2 separate regions of the Homo sapiens genome follow, and region 1 is linked to region 2. Evidence: read pairs that join two places in POLR2A ChIA-PET (ENCODE). Cell type or tissue: HepG2. All regions are shown on one strand. Links, peaks and the distances in the headings refer to the core of each region. The heading gives the core; the rest is flanking DNA.

Region 1 (2,914 bases), core at 289-2,788, 62 kb before region 2:
AATATTCTTACTAGTTCTTTGCAACACAGTTTTGGCAATATTTAAAAAACGCAGAATGGGACCAGGCATGGTGGCTCACGCCTGTAATCCCAACACTTTGGGAGGCCGAGATGGGCAGATCACCTAAGGTCAGAAGTTTCGAGACCAGCCTGGCCAACACGGTGAAACCCCATCTCTACTAAAAATAAAAAAAATAAAAAATAGCCGAGGGTGGTGGCAGGCCCCTGTAATCCCAGCTACTTGGGAGGTTGAAGTGGGAGAATTGCTTGAACCCAGGAGGCGGAGGTTGCAGTGAGTTGAGATCATGCCATTGCATTCCAGCCTGGGCAACAAGAGTAAAACTCCATCTCAAAAAAAAAAAAAAAAAATGCAGAATGGGTAAAAAGAGGAGGTGACTAAAAGGAGGAAATTTCCAGGATGCAGAAAGAAAAAGAAATGGAGCCACGGGAGTATTTCTTAAAGGACTCAGGACTCTTAATCTGGATTTCCAGGGGCCACAGCAAATCATTATAATGTATTTCTCAGGCATTGTGGTGAAAACAACATGGACTTTTAGAAGCATGCAGACCTGTGTGCAAATGTCTGCACTTCCACTTACCAGCTATGTGACCCAAACAAGACACATCATCTTTCTGGACCTAAGTTTTCTCATCTGTAAAATGGGGGTAACAATCACAGCTAGAACTCACTCATAAGCTACTTGGCAGGAGCAAACATGACAGTGAACACAAAATACCTCGCAGTCCTGATGCACAGTAGGCCCTCAACAAAATGGTAATTGTTATTACTGCGCTTAATAACATCCACGGAGCGCCTACGAATATCTACATAGTATGCTCTGGGCACACAAAAATAAATTAAATAGGTTCTTACCTTCAGGCAAGAATTTGTGGCTTTCGAATCTGAAAAGAACCCACTAAAATACAGAGCAGACTTGAACAAAGGTTATAATGAAATACAAACACACACTTGTGGGAGCCCAGACAAAAGAGTGAGTCACACAGGCTGGGTTCAATTGAAAAGGCTTCATAGAAGTCATATTTGAGCCAAGCCTTGAAGGATGAGTAGGATGTTAATAGGTAGGAGAGGAGGAAAAAAAAGACAGAGGATTGGCATCCAACACTGAAGGAAGCAGTAACAGGAGCTATAGAAGTTCAAGGGTAGGGCAAACAAAGGGCAGAATAAGGGGTCTGGTATAAGCTCTGTGAGCATTCCTGTGTCAATCCTGAACTCCCAGCAGAGGGCCAGTCCCTTAGGTGACACCCAGATATTTTGTGGAAAGCTAGGCTGGAGGAACTTCTAGAAGACACAGAGACTGGGGCCAGGGGATGAAGAGCTTTGAAGGCAATGCTAAGGAGCCAAGTCTTCATTCTACAGGCAGGAAGGCAAGGACAGGAAGGGCAGAAAGCAGGAGAGACTTCAGAGGTCAAATAAACAGTGTGTGGCAATTGGAAGGATGTAGGAGGGGAATGGAGAAGAGAGAGCTTTGCTTAAGGCTTTAAGTGTGGGAACCTATCTTTTTGAACTGAAGCAATTCTGTGTCTAGGACTATCACTGATAATATTAACAAAGTCAATGTTGACCGCAGAGAAACCTTTGACAGTAGCCCTAAGAATGGGATGGGCTGAGGCCGGGTACAGTGGCTCATGCCTGTAATCCCAGCACTGTGGGAGTCCCAGACAGCCGGATCACGAGGTCAGGAGATCGAGACTACCCTGGCTAATACAGTGAAACCCCTTCTCTACTAAAAATACAAAAAATTAGCTGGGCATGGTGGCATGCGCCTGTAGTCCCAGTGACTCAGGAGGCGGAGGCAGGAGAATTGCTTGAACCTGGGAGGCAGAGGTGCAGTGAGCTGAGATCGTGCCACTGCACTCCAACCTGGGTGACAGAGCTAAGACTGTGTCTCAGAAAAAAAAAGAAAAAAGAAGTAAAGAATGGGATGGGCTGCCCCATGGGCATGAGTGGGCACGGCAACCAAAGGCTTCTAACAGAACCCAGAAGAGCCCAAGCTTAAAGCACAGACAAGCTACAGTGTGACCTTGCAGAGCTCACTTCACCTCTCTGTGTCTTAGTTTTATGACCTAGAAAATAGTGTCAGCTGCAGTATATCTTTGTAAGGTTATCATGAAGATGAAAAGAGAAGACATGCGTAAAGGATTCAGAATGGTTTGCTGAACTGGCACATACAAAGTGTTTGGTAAATATTACCTCCTATCATTCCTATTATTTTTCTTATTGTCCACCAAGGATAGTGAAAAATGAGTACCAATGTCCCAAATGACTCACTTCCTAAGTCTATGATCCCTGTGTTGGAAGAAAACTAAACCCTATGGGCGTCTGGTAAAGGGAGACGACCCCAATCGACTGATTTTTCATAGACGAACTAGATGGTTTGTGATGAGTAATGATAAGAAGAAAAAGAAGGATGAACAACTGTAACTGAAATAGGGTTGTGATGAAACAAAAGTGCCTACAAATCAATTAACTATCCATATTAAGAGGAGGTGCCTATCACTTAGAACAGCATATTAACAAGCACTGGGGAAATACTTAGTGATGTGGATGCCACCTGCTAGTTACGTATAAAGTCCCTTAAGACAAGTGAGCCCAGATTAAGCTCCACAGGTAAGCCCCTTTGGTGGATAGAGGGTGGGGGTGCTGCTGGAGGCTCAGCGTGGTACCCAGTTAGGCAGGGACATGAAGGAAGAGGTGAGGAAGGGCAGCAGGGAACTAACCAGGGACACTTTCTTTTCTTTTCTATTTGAGACAGAGTCTCGCTCTCTCCCCCAGGCTGGAGTGCAGCGGCGCAATCTCGGCTCACTGCAAGCTCCGCCTCCCGGGTTCACGCTATTCTCCTGCCTCAGCCTCCGGAGTAGCTGGGACTACAGGCACCTGCCACCACGCCCACTAA
Region 2 (2,914 bases), core at 148-2,647:
CCCCTACTCTCTCCTCCCTTTCAAAAACTTCTGTAAAGAGCTGCTATACTCCCTGTCTCCACTTATTCATCTTCTAAACATCCTGCAGCCCACACCATGCCACTGAAACCTCTGTTGCCAAAGTCATTAAGTTTTCAGTCCCTTTTGTTTGATCCATAGGCTGCATTTGGCAGAGTGCACCCTCCCTTCTTCTCAAACAGTTCCCATTTCCAAGCAGTCTGCCTGTAACATTGGCTCTCCATGATCTACAACCTTCTTCAGCACCCTCTTCTCCGCCAATCTGGTTCTTCTTCCTTGGGCCTTCCCTCAGTGAATGCTACCACCACACGCCTAGCCAATGGGGCCAAACACTCTGGAGGCACATTTGACTCCTCCACCACATCCAACAATGACATCCACTCCATTCTCTTTCCTTCACCCTGACCAACACTTGCCGGCCCACACAAGGGTGCCTCCCACGACTCTGCAATTCCCTTGTGAAGGCTCTTTCCTGCCTTTGGTTTTGCTCTCCTCAAACCTACCCACGGGGAAGACAAACTCATCTTGCAAAATGTGAATGTACAACGTTCCATCAATTCCCAGACAGCTTCCCCAGTCACACCTTAATATTTTTGACATTAGGACGCATCTCAACATTGACATGGATGCTTAACGTTGCATGCTTACCCACGCACATCCCATCCCAGCTGAACAATTTCTTAGCTTTCTAAGGCCCGGAAGGCCAAGGGGAAGCATCTAGAGGTATTCAAAAGGCTGTGCTGGATGTTAGCCGCTGCTTGGTCCTCTGCTTGCACTTTTTTTGCGGCTCTGGAACCACCATTCTACCACGGACAGACACTCACATACACACCCTGTACAGTCTTGTCTCTAAGCCGCTGCACAGATCTAGCCTACCACCGTATTGCTCTGCCCTCTTTCACCTAAGAAATCCCACACATCCCATATAACTCAGGCACAAATACCACTTCCTCCAAGAAGTCCTCCCTAACCTCCCTTTAGATCAATGTCCCTGTTATCTATTCCCTTTGTACACAGTACTTGTCCTAATACAGGCATGACTCCATTTTATTATAATGGTCTATTTAATCAATCATTTCTCTTGCTAAGCTCTATCCCAGTCTACAAAAGGCACTTAATAAATCTTGAATGAATAAAGTAAAAGCTGATGAATTTCAGTAAACAACGTTAACGGCAACAATTTTTCCTTCTTTGGTTCCTTCATAAAATCAGCTCTTCTCCATCTTTGTTCCTCTCCCTACTACAATGGTTCAGCAACACGCGGCCAAGCAAATCAAGTCTGCATAGTATTTGTTCATACCTCTGAAGATATAAGAAATGTGTCACAGCTGATATTTATGTGAATGACTGAGATATAATTTGAACAAAAACTCTTCCGTTCCCTTGAAGTAAAATCATCTTATTGTTTATGATACAGTGCAAAGGAAATAGAATGAGCAAGGAAGCTATAAGAATTTAATCAAGTCGACTTCTTATAAATAAGAATTGAGATTCACTATGCACCCCTAATTACCCTCCCGCTACTAACAGTGTCCTAATTTAGACTGTACCAAAAAAAAAAAAAAAAAGGAAAAAAAACGCTTTCAGATAGTAAGACGATTTTGCATTAAGGTCTCAGATGAGCCTTAGTGCCATTCCCTCTCTTGGGCTGTGGTCTGCTTAACTTCAGCTTTAATGATATCACGCTTCCCACTTTGACAAAATCAAACTTCGCAGTTGGCCTTCAAAACAGTGTGGAAGAAAGAGTTGTCATGGGACAAACCAGTGACCTCTAACCCTTGGCAGATTTGGTAATGAAGACAAGAAATCTGGTATGAGCCAGCCATAGCCCCAGACTCAAGAAATGGTGTCATTTAAGTGACCATGGAATAAAAGCCAACTTCTGGAAACGTGAGATGGCCACATGGGCTATATATAACACATAAGACTATAGACATTTTCTCTGGGGTTCAGGTTTTCAGAGACCCACAACTAGAATATCAAAAGAAATTTCGTGCTCACAATGTAATTAAAGTAACTGGCAGGCATAATTCAATCTTATTTTTCTTTCTTTTTTCTTTTTTTTTTTTGAGATGGAGACTCACTCTGTTGCCCAGGCCGGAGTGCAGTGGTGCGATCTCCTCTCACTGCAACCTCTGCCTCCCAGGTTCAAGTAACTCTCCTGCCTCAGCCTCCCAAGTAGCTGGGACTACAAGTGTGCACCACCACACCTGGCTAATTTTTTTTGTATTTTTAGTAGACAAGGTTTCATCATGTTAGCCAGGATGGTCTTGATCTCCTGACCTGTGATCCGCCTGCCTCGGCCTCCCAAAGTGCTGGGATTACAGGCGTGAGCCACTGTGCCCAGCCTCAATGTTATTTTTCATGATTATAAAGTTGCCTGCGTCACTTAACTTTGCTGATCTTCACTTTCTTCATCGGGAAAATGGGGTAATGAGATCTGTGTGTCAGATGTGAGAATATGTGTTATACTCATAAGCAGGATTTTTATTTGTATATGTGTAGAGAGGTGTATAAACTACAAAAGATGAAAATTTTTGATACAACTCTTACATCATTCATTCCGTTGTTTAGCAGACTTTAGGGAACACCATTCTGTACTATATGGAATAAAAACATGAATAAAACTAGGCCGCTGCCCTCAAGAAGCTCATATCAACATCTGGGCTATGAAAAACAGTAGTCATTAGCCACATGTGGCTTTTAAGTTTAAATAAATTAAAACTAAATATAACTAAAAATTCAGTTCCTCAATTGCACCAGTCATATTTCCAGTGTCAAAAGCCACATGTGGCAATCAGCTATCATAGTGGATAGTGTAGATATAGAACATTTTCATCACTGCAGAAAGTTCTATGGGACAGCTCAGGTCTAGAGAAAAAAGTACAGTGTGTAG

Evidence for each region. Peaks named below come from ENCODE experiments on the same cell type or tissue, not always from the same donor. Only the 100,000 strongest peaks of a DNase experiment are listed, where the experiment ranks them.
Region 1: POLR2A ChIA-PET joins it to region 2 with 6 read pairs; 5 of 35 experiments call an interaction of 5 or more read pairs at or near these places.

The regions. Positions count from the first base shown.
Region 1 is chr3:71,257,236-71,260,149 of GRCh38, forward strand. The region is part of intron 5 of FOXP1 (forkhead box P1); the gene reads right to left. Among named protein-coding and RNA genes, the nearest start is that of FOXP1-AS1, 31 kb to the right of the region's middle. In HepG2, for the core only: no CTCF peak of the experiment used is centred there; DNase peaks (open chromatin) are centred at 1,116 and 1,556.
Region 2 is chr3:71,319,553-71,322,466 of GRCh38, forward strand. The region is part of intron 4 of FOXP1 (forkhead box P1); the gene reads right to left. Among named protein-coding and RNA genes, the nearest start is that of FOXP1-AS1, 31 kb to the left of the region's middle. In HepG2, for the core only: no CTCF peak of the experiment used is centred there; no DNase peak of the experiment used is centred there.